Regions from separate parts of the Homo sapiens genome. Here regions 1 and 3 are each linked to region 2. A link is a contact called in ENCODE Hi-C or POLR2A ChIA-PET data. All regions are on one chromosome and are shown on one strand. The core of a region is the stretch at or near the end of the contact, and the rest is flanking DNA. Distances in the headings are between cores, read along the strand shown.

Region 1 (3,587 bases), core at 281-2,780, 310 kb before region 2:
AAACCCTCCATTAGTCTTTTGTTCCAGTCCTAGTCTCTAGCTGACTGTAAAGTGGGAAATCAACCTTTATGGGTTCCAGGAAGGCCTGAAAAAGGTAACAGCAACCTTCCCCCCTCACCCTCCAGGCCTTGGCCACACAGCGACAGGTTTTGTTTTGTGGCAAAATATTTTGTACTCAAGATTATTACTTTTTCTTTTAAAATAGTAACATTAATGTTCTTTCTGCTTATAAAATTAATACATACTGACTGATGAAAAATTAGAAAACTGAGAAAAAAATGAGAAGAAAATAAAATTTACCCAAATCCCAGAGATAGCCAGTGTTAACATGGTAGTACATTCCCTTCTAGTTCTATTTCTGCACATCCGTGTTTTAACACAGTTAAGGACTTTGAAGCAGTTGTATACCCTGCTTTTTTTCTACTTCTCATTTTGTAAGCCTGTCTCCACATAAAGTTCTTCGTACACATATTTAAAGGTGTATAGCTACCCATTCATTTGGCCACTCCCCAACTGCTGGATATTTAAGTTGTTTCCAACTTTTTGCTGTTACAAATAACATGATATTCAGCTTTTTATATAAGTTTTGGCCCACATTTCTAGTTTTTTCCTAAGGATGCATTCCTGGAGGCTATGAATATTTTAAGGCTCTTGATAGAAGCTGTTACACTATTTTTCAGAAAAGTTCTTTCAAGACACTCTTTTCTACTAGCAACAAATGAGAGTGTTCCTCTCATTACAGTTTCAACAGCTCTAGATATTATAAATTTTTTATCAAAATAACATAGATTATTTTAAAAATCAGTATTCTCAAAAGACATAATAAAAGACACCAGTCCCCTGGCCTACCGTGCTCTGCCCTCCTGTTCACAGCCCAGATGCCACTACTCTTAATGTTTTTAGATTATTTTAGGTATTTACAATAATATGTTTATTTCATAATTTCAAAATTTTAGACATTATCTATTCATTTACTGCTGCAAAAGATTAGGACTTAGCTAATTTACATCAACTCCACACTTCCTCACTCTTTTCTTCTCACATCCTCCCAATAAACTTATATCGCTGTGTTTAAGCAAAGCAATAATAAATCTACAATTATTAAGTAATATAACAATAATATCTTGTTATAATTACCATTAATATATTTGTTATGTTATAATTAACAAAATAATAATTGTTGTAACTGCACAAATATTATTCAACACGTTGTATATTAATATTATGCATTGACTTCTCTGTCTCTTTTTCTTTAGGCTGGCATTTTTAATTGTGCTTTTCTTCTTGCATTGTTCTCCTTATAGTTCACATTTGGCACCATTACATCAAGTATTCTTTTAAGTCTCCCATTTTCCTAAAGATCTTCCTGCCAAAGTTCTTCATACTCATGTTTTAAGATGGACCAGGAATCAAATTATTATCTAAACAGAATTCTAATTAATCTAATTTTTAATTCTCTGACTCTGCCTTTTGGTGCCGGAAGTTTCTGAGCCTTGAGGTGCTGCGGGCCAGCCAGCTGTCATCCTGTCTGCACCCTACGGTGGCTCTGTGGGCACATCAAGCTGTGGTTTCTTCCAGCCTACTCTTTCAAACACCAGTTTGCAAGAATTCTGTTGAAATTTCTCACTCTCAGATAGCCCATATCCCAGTGATTCTCAACTCATGGTGAATTTGTCCCCCAGGGAACATCTGGCATACTGCAGATAATTTTCGGTTACCACAACTGAGTTGGGGTTGCTACTGGTGTCTAGTGGGTAAAGCCCAGTGATGCTGCTAAGCGTCCTGCGATACACAAGACAGCCTTCAACAACAAATAATTATTTATCATTTCAGTAGCTTCTCAGGATAAAGAAGAGGTTAACATGTATATTCAAATTGACATCTTTTTTTTGAGACGGAGTCTCGCCCTGTTGCCCAGGCTGGAGTGCAATGGCGAGATCTCAGCTCACTGCAACCTCCTCCTCCCAGGTTCAAGCGATTCTCCCGCCTCAGCTTCCCGAGTAGCTGGGATTACAGGCGCCCGCCACCACGCCCGGCTAATTTCTTTTTTTTTTTTTTTCTTTAGTAGAGACGGGGTTTCACCATGCTGGCCAGGCTGGTCTCAAACTCCCAACCTCAGGCGGATCCGCCTCGGCCTCCCAAAGTGCTGGGATTACAGGCGTGAGCCACCGTGCCCGGCCTCAAATTGACATCTTTATATCATTCAAGTTCTTGGAGATTGTTTCTTCAGTCATAAAATGAGATTGGTCCTTACTACTATTAGGACTAAATAAGATGATGTACAAACAGGATCCAAAGCATAAAATTTTTTCGAAACTAGTCAGAAGTTATTATTTTTAAAAATGTTTTGATAGTTTGGCAGATTAAAAATGCTACCTTGTTTAAATTTACATTTTTTGTACTGGTGAGGCTGAAATACTTTCATGTGTTTATTTTGCAATCTGCATTCATTCTGCTGTGATTTGCCCAAGTCTTTTGTTAACATTGATTGACAATAATATGTTTATTATTACCCACAGGCTCTGGCCCTGCCAGCATGTGACTGCAAAATACAGTCACATTTACTTTAATATTGAAATCACTCTGAATCACTACATCACAAATTAATAAGAAATTTGCTGTTTACCTAGGGTTTCTCTTCCCAAGTGACTGTGATTCCCCTGAGTTAAATGGCTGTCCTCGTCACTTGCTGCCCCCTGCTGGGAGAGCAGAAACTCACTCAACACTAGAGGGGCTGCACTCCATGGCTATCTGGGGACCTCCCCACACTTTCTTGGGATGGCCCCACCTGCTGGTCTCCTAGGCTTCCCACTCCACCATTTCACACCTGGTGGTGGTGATTAGACAACCACGTCAAAGCTCTGCAGGGCTGCAGAGATGGAGCCCAGCTGGACACCTTTCTCTAACTCTCCTAGTACTCTCTTGTTTTCACTGCCAGCTGCAAGAATTGACCAGATCTCCCAGATGAAGATGAATCCTCCAAGATATAATAAAGACCTCAGTATTCAAGTCATCTAGGAATGTCCCATATTGAAAATGCCAAAATCCCAAGTGATTCAGCTCTTTAGTGATATATGTGTGATTAGTAGTTTTATATATAACATTTGTTGAGCATTTATTATGTGCTACATATAGCACTCAGTACTTTACATCAATTGTTTCATATTTATTCCTCATTTAAATATTAGGAGTTATGCATATTATTATTATATGTCCTCTTCATAGATGAGACTTAGACAGAAGTAGGCAACATGCCAAAAGACACACCACCACAAATCCAATTTAGGACTGTCAGTCCTCAACACCTACATTTTACACAGTTAAGGGGCTATTTTTTTCTATTTGCATATACTGTACTCATTTCCTCTAAGACCTACTTGGATGGAGTAGGTTGCTTCTGGGTCCAGACTCTCTCCTTTTGAAGGTACCATAGTTAACTCCTTCACTCTGATCTCAATCAGAGCCACCCCAGTCCATCAACACACATTTATGTTCTTAAACTTCAAAGTGGGGCAAGTGGCGGGAGAAGTCAAGATCCTAATTCTCTTTTCCCAAAAGAAGATCCTCCTTTACTTAATAAATCCCAT
Region 2 (4,049 bases), core at 1,455-3,954:
GCATGCTAGAACTTTCCCAAAGAGTTTAGACAAGAGTCACAGTCGGCTTCCTAAGGTAAGCTAGCAGTGAGGGCATGGCAGAAAACCAGCATCAAGAAACAGAAACCATGCCAGATAACACAGCAATAAAGTCCAAGCAATTAAAAAGCAGACACCAAGTCTCATCTAGCTTGCATCTAAGATTTTGGTGAAGCATTTCTGTTGACCTGTATCACCCAAATCAGCAGGCTAGAATTTTTTTCAAGAGACATCGTCAACATCATTAGAAAGCGTGAAACCGGCCGGGCGCGGTGGCTCACGCCTGTAACCCCAGCATTTTGGGAGGCTGAGGTGGGCGGATCAACTGAGGTCAGGAGTTTGAGACCAGCCTGGCCAACATGGTGAAACCCTGTCTCTACTAAAAATACAAAAAATTAGCCAGGCGTGGTGGCATGTGCCTGTAATCCCAGCTACTGGGGAGGCTGAGGCAGGAGAATCGCTTGAACCTAGGAGGTGGAGGTTGCAGTGAGTGGAGATTGTGTTATTGCACTCCAGCCTGGGCGACTAGAGCCAGACTCCATCTCAGAAAAAAAAAAAAAGAGAAAAGAAAGTGTGAAACCAATGGTTAGTAGAATCAAAGCTCTCTTTCTAATTCCTTTCCTATAGTAGCCCTCTAGAGATGTAGGGAAATCCTTAGGAAAACATGGTGACTGTTCAGAGTTCCTCCATTAGCATTGTATCAATTTGAAGCTTATATGCCTATTCTGGCACCAGAAGAGTGGCTGCAGAGAAAATAGGGTTAGCTGGTTTGGCTGGCAGCAAGACAGTCGCAGGGACTATCACATAATTACAAGTTAAAAATAGAGTGAAGTCTACAAACTTGTTCTGTTAGTGTAGCCAGAAAACAAATGGAAGTAGAACCCGAAACCTATTTTAGGCTAATCCTAAAACTGTGGTCATTTTATATTCTGGTGTCCTAGGATGGGGTAAGGTAAGAGTACGAAGGGACAAAAGTGATCCATCTGACAAACTATTCACCAAATGCCATAAAACACATAGTCTGCACCCCAATTAACACCTACCAGCCCACCTCACCAAGCTCCAGAGTAACTCTAAGGTACACAAAGCAAAAGCTGAGGTCCGGCCAATCATCATCACCTATTCTAGGAGCACAGCATGGGTTACTGGAATGTAGTCAAAATGATCTGGATTTAATACTCAGTTCTGTTACACACTTACCAACTGTAGGACCTTGGCAAATCACATAATATTGCTGAGCTTGTTTCCCCAATTAATAAATGGGGGCGAAAACAGGGCCTGCTTTTCTGTAAGAGTTGCAAGATCGAAGGAGATCAAGAACAGGATCTATGCTGTTATATTCATTCTCCTGTTTCTCCAGCACCCAGTACAATTATTCACTACACGAATGACTGAAGGAAACTGTAGCTGCACTTTGTAAATTGAAAGGGTTTATTGCTATTGCTATATTAGGCTATATATTAGGTACTATATTAGGCTAACCGGGTTAACTGTTGTACTGGAGTATTTGCTATTGCATTGTTATATTGCTCTTTGACCTTCCACGGTATTTGAGAAGGCTTTCCTTTTCATCTGCTCACCGAGGGATTTGTCTTGACACCTCTTTGTAATCTGCTCTTAAGCTACACCTGATGGAGTGTCCCATCTTTACCTATGAGCCTGGCAGCAGAAGTGGCAGAGGTTGGCTTTGCAGGTCTGACACCTCTTCTCTACTTCCCTGTCGTTGCACAGGTCACACACCAGGCCCTGGCCTTCCCCACGTAGGCTCTCCAGCATCACATCATTCACGGCCAGGTGGTCTATGGTTAAAGCCTTCACTCCACCCATGGGCAGGTCCACCTGAGCATCACATACAGGACAAAGGATGCCGATCTGCGACTGCAGACTTCGTGGCTTGAGTTCCTGGAATATTGACCCCTCAGAGCTTGTGTCAGAGTCTCCCCCTCGGATGTCCACTACTGAGAAGGGCTCCAGCTGCTCCAGACACGTGGTGCAAACTGTATGCAAACAAGGCAAGAGCCTGGGGGCTTTGAAAAGCCCCAAGCACAGGGGGCAGTGAGTCTTGCCTGAGTTCCCAAGTGCAGTCCCACTAGTGAGTTTGCTTACAAAGCCCAGCAGCGGTTTTCTGTTTTCTGACATACTCCTCACGTTTGTGACCAATATTAGAAAGGGCCCTGGGCAGTTCTACGATTTAGTAGCAGGTGATTAAGCCCACCCAAAGAGAAAGTCTCCAGAACTTGAACAGAGACCATGGGGACTCCCTCGCTGACAAATAAAAGGGCAGACGGGAAGACGAGGCGTCCTCGAAGGAATCACCCACAGATCTACTCAGGAGGGCCCCCTCCTTTCCACTGCATCCCACACCAGACACGCCCACGCCCTCCTCTGCCCCGCAAGTCCTCCCCGGATGCGCTTCCAGGTCTAGCTCTCCAGCTAGTCCTGCTGCCAACAAAGTCACCCCTGCACCTCTCGCTCCCTCCACTGCCACCCCCCTCCCGCCGCCCGCCCCACTGCGCGCCACACGCGACAAGCGCCGACCCCACCCGCGCACGATGAGGTAGGGGCCCTCTTGCTCCTTCCCTCTGCGAAAGGCGCGCGCCGGGTGAGGGAATTGCAAGCCGCCGGCGGGCTTCTCGGTGTCCACCGCCTCTCCCGCGCCTCGGCCCGGGACGCCCGCGGGCTCTGGCCCCTCCTCACACCAATCCCAGCCCGGTCTACTCCGGCGAGTCCAATCACCGTCCGAGAGCGGCGGCCCTCGCCGCTCCGGGCCCCGCCGCCCTCCAGAGTGACGCCACTAAGCATCCAATAAGTTTTGGAAATTCCACATCTTCGCCAGTCCACTCACGCGGGGGGCGGGACCTGACAAGGCCGTGGGCGGGGCGGCCGAAGGGCTTAGAGTGCGGCGGGAGGAAAAGGCCAAGGCTCGGAGCGAGCGGCATAGTGTAGTCAGCGTCACCGTTTCACAGGGACTGTCCCTCTCTCTGTGGTGACCAGAGAGGCCTCAGGACCTCTTAAAAAGCCACGCTGATTTGGCGCCGGGACGGCCTTCTTTCTGCCCTCGGACTCGTCCCACGAACGCAGACTGGGTTCTCCCATTGGTGGATGGCACTGTCAGTTGGCTCTGCGCTGGGAGTGGGAGACGTTTTTCGGGCTCCCGAGGTCTCGGCCGCTCGGGGGCGCCAGACGTTTCTCCTCCACGCGGGTTTGAGGCTGCGAGGCTCCCCTCTGTCCTCAGGCGCTTACTGTAGCTCACAGGTCCCTCAGGCCTAGCGTGCTGGGTACAAGCACTCCCGCGGCTCCCCGACTTTGGGTATTTTTCGGGGGTGAGGGCATCTCAGGCTCGCGTTACGGGGACCGGTTCGGGAGACCGTGGAGCCGAGGTGTCGAATGGAGGGCTTACTTCGGCCGGGCCAGGGAGCGCCACCCTCCTTGTCGGGCTCGGGAAGGCTTTGTTTTCCGGTCCGGGGGGAGTGCAGATGACCTAAGGAGTTGAATGTCACCCGGGATTCCACAGTCCTGTGTAACAGAAACGAGCTGAGCGAGTTGGACCCGCTGTTTTTATCAGTCAATCACGGAGGGCTCCTGCCTGGTCACAGTGAGACAATGGACGGTGGCAATGAGGGACAAGCCCTTTGTGGGCTTAAAACTAATTGGGAAGATGAACACGTCCGACCCCTTTAACTTTATAATTACACGGCCACCTTCTCTGGCCTTACCAGGCGTCTCCTGATTCTCCAAAATTCCAAAAATGGAAACAGCTGCTCCTTTCCCCTCCACCTGTTGTTATCTCCAGTTGCGTCAGCTTGTCTACTGGGCCCTCACTGCTTTCTTTGTTCATGACCTTCCCTACTTAATTTGTACCCAGTGGGCGACTGTTTCACTTGATTCCTTCATTATCTGTTTCATGCTATAGGCATAGTGTCTGGAGCCTAAGCTTTTAAAAGTATGGAATCTGAAAAAAAGTTAACCCCAAAATATGAAAAAAAAAAAAAAAACCATTATAAAATATAAAAATGAAATGTTTGGCCATT
Region 3 (4,095 bases), core at 789-3,288, 350 kb before region 2:
GCATAGAGGATGTGTTTTGTCCTTTCTGGAGGCCCTTTCCTCTTTGTGCTTAGAGCACACGAGCCATTTAGGTATCAAAATCACATTGTCTAACTTTGACTCTACACTCAAAGCCATCTGATGCTCACATTTCATGTAGTCAGAGGAGGCCATCTGGTTTGAATCAACATCCGGAAGTTACAGGGTGATGCTTAGAGAGGGCTTGTGCTTCCCCAGCCACACATCTCCATAAAGATGTAAGAGGTAATTATTTCAGCTGGGTGCGGTGGCTCATACCTGTAATCCCAGCACTTTGGGAGGCCAAGGCAGGCAGATCACCTGGTCGGGAGTTCGAGACCAGCCTGACCAACATGGAGAAACGCCATCTCTACTAAAAATACAATATTAGCCGGGCGTGGTGGTGAACGCCTGTAATCCCAGCTACTCAGGAGGCCGAGGCAGGAGAATTGTTTGAACCTGGGAGGCAGAGGCTGCAGTGAGCCAAGATCGCACCATTGCACTCTAGCCTGGGCAACAAGAGTGAAACTTCAACTCAAAAAAAAAAAAAAAAAGAGGTAATTATTTCACCCCAGGGAAAAACTTCTCTTCCTACCTCCCTCTGGAGCCACTGCAAAGACGGCCTTGGGTGCAGGGACTGAAATACCTAACTTACAGCCTAAAGGAGTCCAGAGGGGCCAGCAGGGTGCTCCAGGCCTCTAGCAGCTGGGCACCTTCACAGATTCCCTGTGATTTTAAGAGTACAGGAAAAACTACATTACGAGTAGCTGTAGGCCTGCTTTCATGGACTGAAGTCACACAAAGAAGAAAATCCTGAAGGGTGAGGAGAGGAGGAGTTCTTTCCCTCCTAAGGCCAAGAACATAGGTCTTGAATTTCTGAGAAGCGAGTAAATTTCTAAGGACAAAAAGTTCCTTGCATGTGTTCCAACCTCTTGCCGGAAGGTGGATTGCATGACAGTAGAATTGGGGGAAAGGCAGATCTAACATAGAAATGCCTCAGAAGGAATGTAGTTACTAATATCCTCCATGACTGCTCATAACCCCTTCCCATGCGCTCTAACCATGAGGTTCTTGCTCTCAGGGAACAATTTCTAGGTCAGCACAGAGGTAGGGTTCCAGGTCTGCGTGCTCTCTCTGATCATGGGAGCCCCAGGCACAAAGCCCTCCACCCATGTGTCTTCTTCCTGCTGATTCCTTGAGTTCTCTTGTCCTAGGCTTTCACTCTACCTTATGGTGAGCACTTCTTTCTCTCCTACAAGCTTAGAGTTCTCAGATAGTAGGGGCAACTTCTGCTTCCTCATTGCATCCCCCAAAGCAGCTAGCATGGCGCCTTGCATATAAAAGGTACTCAATATTTACATTGATTTCACCTGGCCAAGATGAACTCTATTGAGGTTTTGTTGTTGCAGATGAGGAGCTGGAGACAAGAGCCCACAGAGTAGCTACTGAAGAAAGGGGCCGGAAGCCCCACCAAATTCCAGCTTCAACCCCTCAGAATCCAGCAACTTCCCAACATCCTCCTCCACCACCTGGTCATCGTTCCCAGGCACCTAGTCATCGTCCCCCGCCTCCTGGACACCGTGTTCAGCACCAGCCTCAGAAGAGGCCTCCTGCTCCGTCGGGCACACAAGTTCACCAGCAGAAAGGCCCGCCCCTCCCCAGACCTCGAGTTCAGCCAAAACCTCCCCATGGGGCAGCAGAAAACTCATTGTCCCCTTCCTCTAATTAAAAAAGATAGAAACTGTCTTTTTCAATAAAAAGCACTGTGGATTTCTGCCCTCCTGATGTGCATATCCGTACTTCCATGAGGTGTTTTCTGTGTGCAGAACATTGTCACCTCCTGAGGCTGTGGGCCACAGCCACCTCTGCATCTTCGAACTCAGCCATGTGGTCAACATCTGGAGTTTTTGGTCTCCTCAGAGAGCTCCATCACACCAGTAAGGAGAAGCAATATAAGTGTGATTGCAAGAATGGTAGAGGACCGAGCACAGAAATCTTAGAGATTTCTTGTCCCCTCTCAGGTCATGTGTAGATGCGATAAATCAAGTGATTGGTGTGCCTGGGTCTCACTACAAGCAGCCTATCTGCTTAAGAGACTCTGGAGTTTCTTATGTGCCCTGGTGGACACTTGCCCACCATCCTGTGAGTAAAAGTGAAATAAAAGCTTTGACTAGACCCGTGTCTGCTCATTGTGTGAAGGATCCCAGTGTCGAGGAGAGGAAGCTGCCGAATAAGAAAGAGCCTCGCTGGTGTGACAGCAGGATCAAATTCAGTCAACTCAATCCGGCTGAGACCTCCTTAGTCCTCACCAGAATGACCCGAACATGCTCCCCAGGTCTCAGCTGCAAAGCTGGGTCCAACAACCTATTTGTAGATTTCCATAATGAATTAAAGCCTCCATGCACAAACGTTAACAGGAGTCACCAGAAAACTTAACATTTTAGGTCTTACTTTCTTGACTGTTCAGACACGGTCATAATGACCTGTACTGTCATCCTTCAAAACAAGGGAATCTATGGATACTGGAGGTGTCATGAACTCATCAGATGACATACAAAAAGATAGGCTAAGAGACAACTCAGTTGAATCAAATCTTAAGTGTCTTAAATGACTATGATTAAAAGGTCAGACCCCATCCCCAGCTAGCAGTCATGCAGCTGTACTTTGAGGGAAGTGGGGAGAAAAAAATAGTTTTCAGTTAGAGTTCTAAAACAATAGGTGGTGAGAAGGCACCTGCTTTGAAATGCTGGTGCCTTGTCTGTGGTCCTGTCTGCCCGCCTTCTCCTTGGCTTCTTAGACTTGCTAAACCTTGTTACACTCTGGCAGGAAGCTCTGAGGGCTAAACCACAAAAACTAAGTACATTCAGGACTTCCTGTGACAGCTCACTGAGGATTGAACTACTTTTTCCTCTGAATCTGAGAGTCTATTTTTCCAGCAACCAGAGTTAATTACTAAGGGCAATGATGAATGAAACCTCATCGCCTCCCAAAATTCAAACACAAAATCCAGCTAGGTAACAATTGCCACAGGATCTACCCAGTAGAGAGATGAGGGCTCTGGCCGGGCATGGTGGCTCGTGCCAGTAATCCTAACACTTTGGGAGGCCAAAGCAGGTAGATCACCTGAGGTCAGGAGTTTGAGACCAGCCTGGCCAACATGGTGAAACCCCTTCTCTACTTAAAAAAAAAAAAAAAAAAATTAGCCGGGCATCGTGGCACGCACCTATAACCCCAGCTACTCGGGAGGTTGAGGCAGAATAATTGCTTGAACCCTGGGGTGTGGAGGTTGCAGTGAGGTGAGATCGTGTCACTTCGCTCTAGCCTGGGCAAAAGAGCAAAACTCCGTCTAAAAAAAAAAAGGAGAGAGAGAGAGAGAGAGAGAGAGAGATGAGGGTCCTAGCTCTGCCCCTTTCTCATTCTTCATGATACCCATGAGTGATTTCATTGGCTATCTCACCAGAACAGCTCATACGCCATTCCCTTAAGAAAATCTTCCCTGGTCTATTCAGCCCTGGGCTCTGCCTTTCTTCTGAACTCCTGTGGCATTACATATGGTACAAAACACATACACCCTATTCAATCCTTCATCGTTCATTCATTCAACGAACATTTATTGAACTTCTACTATGTGTCAGGCTCTGTGCTAGGCACTAGGAAAACAGAGGTGTACAATTGCATCTCTGCTTTCAAGGAGCTCACCACCTGGTAGGCAAGAAACGGACCAACCATGGGACAAATGCAATGCAGTATGATAAATATAGGTCAGAGGCAAGTGCATGAACCCAGAGGAAGGACTTTGAACCCAGACTGAGTGGTAAGACTGGGGTGACAAAGAGGGCTTCCTAGAGGAGGGACGTTTGGGTTGCGTTGTAATAGATTAATTGAACTGGTGAAGCAGAGGTACAGAATTACCCATGTAGAGGCAACAGCATGAGCAAGGCTCATTTGGCTTTCTGTTTACACAAACATGTAGTTTCTTTTTCAACTACTGTATTTAACTGATTTGAAGATGTCATTGATTTTTCAACTACTGTTTTCAACTTTTTGTATTTCTTTTTCTTTTTTAACAACTATATTTAACTAATTTGAAGATGGCAT

What was found. Hi-C counts contacts between places; a loop is a spot of excess contacts on that map. ChIA-PET counts read pairs that join two places held with the same protein, here RNA polymerase II (POLR2A). Pooled maps may share reads with other maps.
Region 1: a loop to region 2 is called in a pooled map, with 11 times the contacts of the local background. The contact joins the enhancer-like site here to the promoter of TRIM45 in region 2. A Hi-C loop is called at or near these places in 1 of 168 maps with a recorded cell type or tissue (naive thymus-derived CD4-positive, alpha-beta T cell) and 6 of 50 pooled maps. POLR2A ChIA-PET finds 5 or more read pairs at or near these places in 1 of 52 experiments (activated CD4-positive, alpha-beta T cell).
Region 3: a loop to region 2 is called in a pooled map, with 4 times the contacts of the local background. The contact joins the enhancer-like site here to the promoter of TRIM45 in region 2. A Hi-C loop is called at or near these places in 4 of 50 pooled maps. POLR2A ChIA-PET finds 5 or more read pairs at or near these places in 3 of 52 experiments (CD4-positive, alpha-beta T cell, H1 and K562).

Annotation. Positions count from the first base shown.
Region 1 is chr1:116,815,066-116,818,652 of GRCh38, forward strand. No RefSeq gene overlaps it. Among named protein-coding and RNA genes, the nearest start is that of CD2, 62 kb to the left of the region's middle. RefSeq lists an enhancer at 2,582-2,876. Within about 2 kb of position 1,531, at least 3 of the 41 ENCODE cell types and tissues checked have a DNase peak (open chromatin) inside an H3K27ac peak, as active enhancers do.
Region 2 is chr1:117,119,045-117,123,093 of GRCh38, forward strand. TRIM45 (tripartite motif containing 45) reads right to left here and starts at 2,705. Exons shown (of 6, transcript NM_025188.4): 1 at 1,670-2,705. The coding sequence starts at 2,157. RefSeq lists a silencer at 2,470-2,659 and an enhancer at 2,970-3,139.
Region 3 is chr1:116,767,058-116,771,152 of GRCh38, forward strand. CD2 (CD2 molecule) reads left to right here. Exons shown (of 5, transcript NM_001767.5): 5 at 1,407-2,172. The coding sequence ends at 1,726. Among named protein-coding and RNA genes, the nearest start is that of CD2, 15 kb to the left of the region's middle. RefSeq lists enhancers at 2,160-3,659, 2,160-3,459, 2,160-3,259, 2,592-3,121 and cis regulatory regions at 2,607-2,627, 2,695-2,718, 2,793-2,815, 2,890-2,921. Within about 2 kb of position 2,039, at least 5 of the 41 ENCODE cell types and tissues checked have a DNase peak (open chromatin) inside an H3K27ac peak, as active enhancers do; they include CD4-positive, alpha-beta T cell, where a contact is called at or near this core.